Regions from separate parts of the Mus musculus genome. Here region 1 is linked to region 2. A link is a loop called in an ENCODE intact Hi-C map of the cell type or tissue named here. Cell type or tissue: gastrocnemius. All regions are shown on one strand. Each heading gives the region's core, and the rest is flanking DNA. Links, peaks and the distances in the headings are about the cores only. Region 1 holds the start of Ddx56 (DEAD box helicase 56). Region 2 holds the start of Nudcd3 (NudC domain containing 3).

Evidence for each region. Peaks named below come from ENCODE experiments on the same cell type or tissue, not always from the same donor. Only the 100,000 strongest peaks of a DNase experiment are listed, where the experiment ranks them.
Region 1: it touches region 2 in a loop (5-fold over the local background); 20 of 42 quality-filtered maps call a loop at or near these places.

What each region holds. Positions count from the first base shown.
Region 1 is chr11:6,263,668-6,269,035 of GRCm38, forward strand. Ddx56 (DEAD box helicase 56) reads right to left here and starts at 4,062. Exons shown (of 14, transcript NM_026538.3): 1 at 3,993-4,062; 2 at 3,751-3,912; 3 at 3,144-3,304; 4 at 2,845-3,015; 5 at 2,649-2,739; 6 at 1,845-2,089; 7 at 1,009-1,128; 8 at 457-570; 9 at 272-366. The coding sequence starts at 4,052. In gastrocnemius, for the core only: no CTCF peak of the experiment used is centred there; DNase peaks (open chromatin) are centred at 3,152 and 4,137; H3K4me3 peaks cover 3,048 bases; H3K27ac peaks cover 3,252 bases.
Region 2 is chr11:6,197,149-6,202,516 of GRCm38, forward strand. Nudcd3 (NudC domain containing 3) reads right to left here and starts at 3,303. Exons shown (of 6, transcript NM_173748.5): 1 at 2,795-3,303. The coding sequence starts at 2,986. In gastrocnemius, for the core only: no CTCF peak of the experiment used is centred there; DNase peaks (open chromatin) are centred at 3,074 and 3,270; H3K4me3 peaks cover 2,528 bases; H3K27ac peaks cover 1,886 bases.

The sequences.
Region 1 (5,368 bases), core at 95-5,094, 66 kb after region 2:
TACATACATCTTAAAAACAGGAAAGAGCAGCAAGTGTTCAGCCACAGATCAACCTCTCAAGCCCCATTCTTTGATTTAAAAATAGAAAAAAAAAAAAAAAGTTCTTACTATGTATCCCAGCCTAGCCTCAAACTGTCAGTCAGCCATCCTGTCTCACCCCTGTGCTCTGCAATGAAAGATGTGCAGTACCATACTAGACACTGGAGTTGCTCGCCAGGTGAGCTGGGAGAAGCCCGGCTCCTAGACTCGCAGTCATACCACGGGCTCTTACCTCCACTCAGAAGGTCCTCAATCTTTCCCAAGAAAGGCTGTTCCGCGGGCAACACAAAGGTCAGAACTATGCCTGGGTTGTTGGCTCGAGCTGTCCTGCAGAGGGAGAAGATCAAGCGTGTACCACTAGCCCACAGGATCTGTCCTTCCGCACGCCCCAGCTCACCCCACGCCCCATCCTCCTACCTGCCAGCTCGATGGACATAAGCCTCTGCGGTGGGAGGAAGGTCAAAATTGAGGACCGCAGACACGTGGTGGAAGTCTATGCCCCGAGCCACACCTGACTCTGGATCAGAGGCCCTGAGAAAATAACCTGGTATCAGACAGATACTCACCCTCTGGGAATGTGTTCTCACATATATCTCTAAGCCATCTCTCCTCTAAGCAAAGCTGAAAGACCTCCAAACATTAGAATCACTCCAGGAGCTGGGGTGTTGGAGGGTGGACCGGAGTTCTGACATGCAGGCAAACCTGTGCCCTGACCTTAGCCCTGGGCAATAGCAGAACATACTGACCCATAAACCGCCTCTGGGACCCTGACACTCTGTGCTGCACATGTGGGCATCACCCTCTACTCTATGTCTGCCCAGGAAGCTAAGCAAGGGCCCGTGGGACTGCCAGGTATAACCACCGAGAATGTCTGACAACTCACTCACTCTATGCACTTTGGCTCAGTCTTACAGAGGCTGAAAACAGTCCTCTCGGAGGAATGATGAAAAAAGAGAACCGTGGACTCACTTGTTTCCTTTGGACCCGCGGCCTCGACGTTTGCCTTTGACTTGGGGTCCCAAGATTTCAGCATCTGTCGCTATGACGCAATCATACAAGCCTTGGTTGAACTGTGAGATGATGTGGCACCTGCAATCCAAGGGGATGACCAGCCTGACCCTAACCATCCTCCTTCCCTCTCTCTTTACCTCCTTTATTATCCTCAGATCCGCACCTCAGCCTCCTCAGCTGAAAACTACAGCACTGACCTGGAGAGATGGCTCAAGGACTAAACGCTCGGCTGCTCTCCAGAGGACCCAGGTCCTAGTCCCAGCACCCACATGGCAACTAATACTCCGTAAATCCAATGTCAGGGGATCCAACACCCTTTATGGCCTCCCTATGCATCAGCTACGCACGTAGGACACATAAACCACACAGGCAATAAAACACCTACACTCGTAATTTTCCTTCCTTCCTTCCTTCCTTTCTTCCTTAATGGAGCAGCAGCTAATTATTTCAGAGTTGTCATCATACTGAGAGGCTAGCTCCTAGCAAGTGGTTACAGAACAGAAAAGGGATCTAGGTGTATAACTGAGTGGTTGAGTGCTTACTTAGCAAGAACAAGGCTCTGGGCTCAATCCCTCACACTGCAAAGAGGCGGGAGGAGAAGAAATAAGACCAGCTGTGTGAGGCAGCCCACAAATTTAATCTCAGCACTTAGAAATCTGAGGACTGCTCTAAATTCAAGGCTAACTTGGACTACAAATACAGCATAACCCATCTCGTAAAAGGGGAAAGAACCAACTGGGTTCTCCTTCCATGTTTCTTCTCAGCTTATCTTTATCAAGACAGACACAGCGGACCTGGAGCGCAGTGGGAGTTCTCCGTTGAGCACGCAGGAAGGAATGCTGAACTGTTCCAGGAAAAGACGGAGCCGGTAACCCCTCTCTAGAGTGTTGACAAAGAGCAAGGCTTTGCCCCGAATCAGTGACAGCTTGAGCAGGGCATACAGCAGCAAGAACTTGTCCTCTTCTGTCTCACAGACCACCTGAAATTGCTGGAGCTGGTCTGGCCCCGGCAGCTGGGACTCCTGTAACTTGAGGGTAACCTAGGAAGAGGACAGACCTGTGATCAGGAAAGAGAAGTGGTTCTGTGGACACTGCCTCACTAACCAAAGCAACTACATTAGTGCAGGATAGAACATGTCTTTAAGGGTTTTTGGTGTGTGAGCCACTGCCCCATCCCCCACCCCACCTCAGGGCTGTAACCTAAGAACTCAAAAGTACCCTAACTATTGTGGTATTAGAAACAAACTATACATACAGCATCAGTGTACAGCACAAAGACAAACATTGGGAGTAGACAGGATACAGAATAGAAGCCTGCACAATGGCTGGAAGTAGAAGACTGAAATGTACACAAGGGGAACTCTGGTCTTAGAATTTGGCTCCCTTTGGAAACGTGACCCCAAGTGACTTCCAAGCAAAGCACAGTTTGGACTAGGGAAAGCTATAAATATATAATGACTTCAAGTGACTTCCTTTCAGTGATTAAGAATTAGGAAAGACATACCTAACAAAAATAGTCCCCCCGCAAGCGCCAGAAGTTTCCTGAGAAGGATCAACAAGTTCAGAGACTTGGGTCTCAGTCCCAGATGCTCCACTTACCGGGTTATGCAGTACCAGCTCCTTCAGAGTTTGTACATCCTCATTGAAAGTGGCCGACATGAGAAAAGCCTGGTAAATCCGAGGCAAGTGACTGAAAGAAAGAACAGGGCTTGATCAGGCTCCAGCCCACCCATTCCACTCCAGTCCCAAGTCCAGACCCTTGCAGGTCTAGGAGCCACTTCTGTTTCTTCCTTACCAGAGAAGACTCTTGAGTTCATCCTCAAAGCCAAAGGAAAAAAGAAGGTCAGCTTCATCTACCACCAGCAGCTCTAGGGAGTCCCGGAGTTTCAAGGTGTTCTGCTGCAAGTGGCTTAACACTCGGGATGGGGTTCCCACCACCACATCTGGCTTCTCCATCAACACAGCTCTGCAGGTGGCAAGGATTTAGCAGCCAGACCCTCGCCCTGGCAGACCTGCCCAGGCTAGCCACTCACACCACCAAGGGCACACACTTGCAAAGCGTTCTCCCTTTGGAGGCCTGCAGGTTTCACCCACCTCTGAGAAGCTGAGTCTTCTGCAGCTGAGACGTTAGCCACTCGCACATCCCGAGCACAGTAGGCAGCCAGTTGCTGGATCATGGCCTGGGCCTGCCGTGCCAGCTCCTTGGTAGGAACAAGAACAAGGCCTCTCACAGCCTGCTCCATTACAGGACCTGTCTGTAAGAACACCAATTCAAGACCGTTCAAAGTACTGGGTCCGCCCAAACAGTCAGAACCATGTACTGCAACACAACCACCTAGCTGTGTCCTGATAAACTCTTAATTCTGCCCACCTCACAGCACAGGGGGCAGAGCTTTCCCAGGCACTCAAATTTAGAACTTGCTGAAATCACTTAACGTACTACGGAGCTGATGAGTCCCCCTCTAGATAAAAGGTTACTCAAAATTACAACAGGATGGCGGTCGTGGCACCAAGGCCCGGGTTGAGAGCCAAGTAACCTGAACTCCAGCTCAGAGATTAAGCTGCAAATTGACCAAGTTCTCTATGGGCCGCCTAACACTGACACAGGACCTATAGGAGGAACCTTGGCACAGTCGGGCACTTCATTCCCTATTCTTTTGGAGCGTCCTGCCTCATACTCACTGCTCCTCTCGCTACCCACCGCCTTCTTGTGGAGAAGCGACTGAAGCATCGGAATAGCATAAGCTGCGGTCTTCCCGGAGCCTGTGCGGGCGCGGGCCAGGAGGTCCTTCCCCTCCAGCGCCAGAGGAATGGCCTTTTCCTGGATCAACGTAGGTCGCGACCAGCCCAAATCGGTGACAGCCTAAGAAGGAAGAGGACGCAGCTCAAGCGGCGTGGAGTACAGCGGCACACCGGGTAGCAGCTCCACAGCCTACCCCATACCTGCAGGAGCCGGGGATCCAGGCCCATGTGTTCAAAACCCAGCGCTTCTTGGTCCTCCATGGCGTGACTCCACGCTGTCAGTGCGCACGCGTAGGGCGGGACAAACCAACAACTAATCAGCTCTGGAAGGTACGTCACTTCCTGGAAGTACTTTCTCCTGGGTGTCCGACGTTGCTACCAATTTGTGCTGGCTCTGCGCAGGAGCGTTCCGCAATGCTGTCCCTTGAACGCCCTCCGAATTGTGGATGCCTCTTCTCTGGCGCCTCAGCCTTCCCTGACCCACAGAGTGACGTGGGCAGGGCTTTGCTAGGTTATGGTTGGGATCGACCGCGTTTTGGCTAAAGGGAGGCAGCCGCCACTTAGGCACATGCGCAAAGGAATTAGGGTTCTGTGGGTAACCAGAGGCAAATCTCACTGGGCAGAAATCGCGGCACAAGTTGCTAACCTAAGATAAATGTTAAATCAGGCCTTCAGCTACTATGAAGATTTTCACAAATACTGCCAACACGCGGTGCAATCCTTAACAGCTCTTAGAAGAAGAGCCAAGTTGACTCGAACCCTTCCTGGGACCATCTTTCCCAGAAAACGAAAATCAGACTTTGTTACACATGTTAATAAGGCCCATTCTTTGAGAATTCCTTACCAGGGAATGTCCTTAGGACTTTTTCTTCTGTTTTTGTTTTTTTTTTGTTTTTTTTTTTTTGTTTGTTTGTTTGTTTTTTTCAAGACAGGGTTTCTCTGTGTGGCCCTGGCTGTCCTGGAACTCACTCTGTAGACCAGGCTGGCTTCAAACTCAGAAATCCGCCTGCCTCTGCCTCCCAAATGCTGAGATTAAAGGCATGTGCCATCACTGCCTGGGGAAGATTGATTGATTGGTTTTTTTGAGACATGGCCTCATTATGTAGTGGCTGGCCTGGAACTTGGTAGGTAGACCAGACTGGTTTGACTCAGCCTCCCTAGTGCTGGAATTAAAGGCATGCACTACCACCCTTCCTTGGGACCTCTTAAAACACCTAAAGCCAAAAAAGTGTCAGTTGACCTTAGGCCCATTTCTTCTGGGCGCTGTAACTATTGTTAGGGCAATAACAGAAAAGAGATTGGTGGGGACTAAAAACATTTACCAACAGGGTCTTATAGTGACCACCTATTAAGAAAGGGAAAGCCCTCCTGATAACAGGAGGGGCTGAGCTGAAGGAAAAGACCAATAAAAGGGGTCATTAAGTGGGCAACAGGATCAATGTAGAGCACTTCCCTAGCGTGCATGATGCCTTAGAGTCTCAATCAGCAGCAAAGGAGAGGAAAAGGGGGAGACTTAAGGTGGGGCTAGAAGCCTAACTGCAAAACGCTGGACTCTGGCACCTGTGACTGCAGTGAGC
Region 2 (5,368 bases), core at 192-5,191:
CTTACAAGCCTCTTGCAAAGGCTTTCAGTAAATTAAAAAAAAAAAAAAAAAAGCAGATCCTCGGGGGACTTACTATGATCTACCTGATGAAAATAGTATTCAAGTGTATACATAGTAAAAAGTCTCTTGGTTGGCTGGATGTGGTGGCGCACGCCTTTAGTCCCAGCACTCAAGAAGCAGAGGCAGGCAGATGTCTTTGAATACGAGACCAGCCTGATCTACATAGTAGGTTCCAAGCCAGTCAAGGCTACATGGTGAGACCTTTTCTCAGAATAAAAAAAAAATCCAAAACCCCACAACAACTTATAAGCCTCTGTTTCTCATGGCCCAAATCAGTGTATATTATAGTGGAGACTCAATAAATACTTGTTTGAAAATAGAAACTGAGCCAGGCAGTGGTGGCACATGCCTTTATTTAATGCCGGCGCTCAGAAGGCAGAGGCAAGCGGATCTCTGTGAGTTCAAGGCCAGCTTGGACTACAAAGCAAGTTTCAGGATAGCCAAAGCTACACAGAGAAACCTTGTCTTCAACCTCCCACCCCACAAAAGAAAGAAACTGAGAAGATAAAAGGGCTCTCGGTCAAGGCTGATGGTTGAGAACCACCTGGGGTTGGAGAAAGGGTAAGAACAAACAACTCTTAAACCTGTACTTGGGACTGTAACCTTGGCTGCGGTAGAACCCAATGCCCCTTACGGTGACCGTTCCCCAGCTGTCCTCTACACTGGGCTCTTCTTCAGACTTCACAGTCCTTCCATCTCCTGCAAGATCCAGTCCTACCATTCCAACAGCTCTGAAGCCAGAACCTGTCTGCGATCTCAAATTCAACTTATCTAAAACTTTCCCACCCCCCAAATCCAAGTGACAATACAGTTAATGACCTCACTCTTCCAGTTACCCAGATTTGGAACCTTGAAATATTTGGTTGACCCTGTCCCTTCCTCGGCTCCCTACCTCCCATAGCATGGGCACCACACTGTAACCTATAGAGCTATCTTAACCTTTCAGAGGTAGCTGTTTTATAAAGTTGTACGATAAGTGCATCTATCTTGCCTTTATCAGTTCATCAGACAAACAAGAACCAACCTCTCAAATTGTGTTAAAGCTAAAATAAGATGTTATACAGAAGAAATTCAAATGCCAGCCAGCCACTGGGATACTCTTTCCTCCTTTCATAACCAAAACAAAAGTTCTCACCATACTATGGAGTGGCTAAATGACAAAAAGGGCAAAAAGATTTGGAATTAGAAAACTGAAGTCCTGAGTTGCAGGAAACAGAGTGAAGTTCTTGTTGTCATCTAACCTTGTTGAACTACTACGTCAGATTCAGAGAGCATGGCGATCAGGTGGCAAGACTTCATTATAAAGAAACACAAGGTGCCACCTCTCACCCTCTCCAATTACTCAACCAGCAGCACTTGGGCCACTGATAAGGATGAGCTACCCCAGGGACTCATCGGTTTCCATTCTGAAACTGAAACTCAGTAGCAAACCTTCCCACTGATCACCTCATGGTCATTATGTTAAGAGTTACTAGAACATTCTAAGCTTTGGCTTCTTCCACTGAGAGGAACTGAAGAAAGTAACCCCTGACAAGCCCACAGAACAGATTAAGATGGAAGGTAAGCCAGGTGGTGGCAATTCGAGTCTTTAATCCTAGGCAGATATCTGAGGTTGATGCCAGAGTGAGTTCCAGGACTTCAGAGCTACACAGGAAAGCCCTGTCTGGGGCTGATGCAGGGGTCAACAAACAGCAAAGGTGACATGAAGCACTTTATAGGTTTGTGAATCAGACTCTACACGCCCCTCAAAACCTACTTCAACGTCTCCTACAAAACTGTCTCAATTTCCTAACTACCACTTCTATCACTTCCTTCCAAAGAGCTCTACCACACAGAGAACTAGCAGAGCTCTCTATTAGTGTCTGTGCTTTACTCTCTGTACAGTGTCAAAAGTAGACAGACCATTATTTAAATATCCATACCATCAGAGTCTATACCGCAGCTGAGAGTGTTAAATATATTCATTAAATGTTTGCTTATTACTAACTCAACAATGTCAACAATCCCAGCGCGGGAGCGTCGGGAAGGAGGACCATAAGTTCGAAGCCATCCTGATCTACCTGGCAAGTTCCAAGTCAACCAGGGCTACACAGCAAGATCTTGTCTCGAAAGAAAACAGTTTTTAAAAAGGTGTCCAAACAACTTGAGTCAGTCATTAGTAACGCTTCAAAAACAATAAATATAACCTAGGACATATAAATTTTAATCCAAATGTAAATTTCGTAAACATTACAATTGTCCACCAACTTAGTAAGTCACTGGCAAGAGGCCACACCCACCAATCAATACATACCAGTCATTCCTGCCACCTCCGAGCCCGGGAATTCTGAAATCTACTAGTTTCTCCCGCTGTGAAAGTCCTCCTCCTACAGCCTGCACGGTTTGAACCCTGCCTAACAAGCCCCTTGCACCGTTCTGGGGATGCCCACAGGGCGCTGGGAGGCCCTCAAACCCAGGCTGACAGGTCCAACACCTAAGCATCTCCCGCACAAACCCAGCCTGTACCCAAAGAAGCGCATTCCTGCCAACGGATCCGTGGGTCAGATAACGCCTGGCCATTTACTCAAATCACCTGGTGGCACCCCAGAGAGAATCACAAACCCTGAAGGGTGGGCTACGGAGTGGCGCAGTTCCCAGACGTAGGACGCGAGCCGGGGCACCTCTGGCGCTGGGAGGTGGAACTGGGGTAAGGACCTGCTGGACCCCAACGGCCCGCCGCCTCTCTCCACCTCACCTGCAGCACCAGGGCCTGTGCGGCCCCGGGCGGGAAGCCCATGCGGTCCGAAGGGTGGCGCAGCAGGCGGTAGAAGTCGGTCTTGCGGTAGAGAAAGCCGAAGAGCACGCGCAGAAAGTCCTGGACATTGCCCACGTGCTGCAGGATGCCCAACAGGGCCTGGTCATAAAGCTCAGCAGCCCCGGGCTCCATGGCTCTGCTGCCCGAGGGACGCGAACACAGTGGGCACCGCCTCACACCGGCTGATTGGCCACTTCCGGCGTGCGCGCCTAACGGCTCCCCCCGGACAGCGAAGACGCGGAACTTCCGGTCCGCGCTTGTTACTACCGGCGGTAACCGATCGTCGTTCTTGCGGCTCTGCTGGATCTCCTCCGCCGCGACACTTGCCTAAAGGAGATTGGTATGCGCTCAGTACGGTTCCTACATGCAAGAATAACCATGGTCACGATGCGGAGAGCGCTTGCCAACCATGTTTGAAGAGGGCGGAAGCATTGTGGTGACGGCCACTTGACGTAGTCCCTGGAGGTGTCACGTGGTCTGGGAGCCTTTCTTCTTTCTGGATTGAATTCCTGCGTAGGTGTCTGGTGCGCCTTCTTATAATACCACATTTTGTTTGTTAGCGGAGGGAACGGAAAAGGAATATTGTAGAATTGTATGGAATTCCTATTAACAGAGCTATGAGTGAAACTCAGAAGGTTGCACCAGATTTCAAGGTGACTTGAAAGGACAAGAAAAGTGTGAAAAGCTCAGTGAAGGAAAAAAAGAAGTATGATACTGTAAATATGTGTGTGTGCATCCGTATGTATAGCATGTGTGTATACACGTGCCGTTACTAATACGTGCATATAGACATTTTAAGAAAACGTTTATGTAAGGTTGACACACAATCAATCTGTGGTTTATACCTGTAATCCCCGCATCCAAATCATGGCCAACCTGGGCTATAGAGTCAAACCCAGTCTCAGAAGAGGGTTGGGGGGAGACGAAAGACAGACAGATTAGGAACATATGCTAGGTCACAAACCGAAGACAAATGGCTGAGATGCCTAATAAAATATCAAAGCAGACTCTGGCCACCAGTCTCCCTCAGTACCTTCTGGTACAGGATCCTTCTGGCTGGCATACTAATCCTGACCTCTACCCTAAACTTCTCCAGTCCAGAGTCTGAGCTGGCCTTTTCCTCCCCAAGCTTCTCTGATTCCTATGTAACCCAGCCATTTTGGTTATGAGGTCCTTTTTACCCTTTGGCCTCTTGGTCTCCTGGCCTCTTGACTCCAGGTCTCTTCTACCCTCTCCCCTAACCCTTCTCACATGGCCCAGCTCATTCTACAGCCACTTCCACCCTGAATTCTCCCAGATGCCTCTGCTTCTGGCTGTCTGCTCCCTCCTGTCTACAATAAACCTCCTCCACCATACCTAGAAGCCATCATGTCCTCCTTTTTGTTTTTTTTTCATTCAATGTAGCTAAATTGGTAAAGTGTGTGACTAATGTGTCCTGAGTGTTGTATAAACTGTGTAGTAACCCACATGTGTGACTAATGTGTCCTGAATGTTGTATAAACTGTGTAGTAACCCATACCTGTAAACCTAGCACTGGGAAGGTGGCGACAGAACCAGAAATGTTTATTCATCCACATAGCCAGTTCAAGACCAACTTGGGCTCTGCAAGGAGATCCTGACCGGAAAAAAAACAACAACAACAACAAAAAAGATTTTAATGAATTTCATCTCTACTAGACTAACTAACATCTACAAATTAACTTTTTTAAAAGACATTGTCTTACTCTGCAGCCTTGGCTGCCCTGGAACTCGCTGTATAGACCAAACTGTCCTCAAATTCACAGAAATATGCCTGTTTCTGCCTGCCAAGTGCAGAAGTAAAGATATATGCCACCACACAGAGCAAAATACTGATTTTACTTTTGTTTTCTTGTAGTTCTAGGAGACAAACTCAGGGTCTTGAACATGTTAGGAAAATGCTTTTCCAGTAAGAGACATTCCAGGCTTAACAAATAACTTAATAGTGTTGGGCCTTAGCAAATTTTAAGTAAAGCCATACAGATAAATTGATGTAAATTTTTTCAACTTAGAATTTATGATCGTGCTCTTGGAAGGCAGAGGCAGGCGGATTTCTGAGTTCGAGGCCAGCCTAATCTACAGAGTAAGTTCCAGGACGGCCAGAGCTACACAGAGAAACCCTGTGTCAAAAAAAACCAACCAAACAAAAAATTATGATCTTAAATTTTGTTTCAAGAACCCATGGAGCAACCGCGATGGCTCAGACAGTTGGTGGTGGCACACACCTTTAATGCCAGTGAGGTAGGCAGATCTCTATGAATTCAAGGCCAGCCTGGTCTACCAAGAGAGTTCAGGACAGCCAGGGCTACATGGAGAAATCCTGTCTCAGAAAAACAAAAACAAAGAACACTAGCTGATATTCCAGAGGACCCAGATTTGATTCCCAGCACCCACATGGTGGCTCACAATCATCTATAAACCCAGGGAATCTGCTACCCTCTTCTGACGTTAGAGGACACTGCATGCACATATGAAGTACATACATGCCTAGAGGCA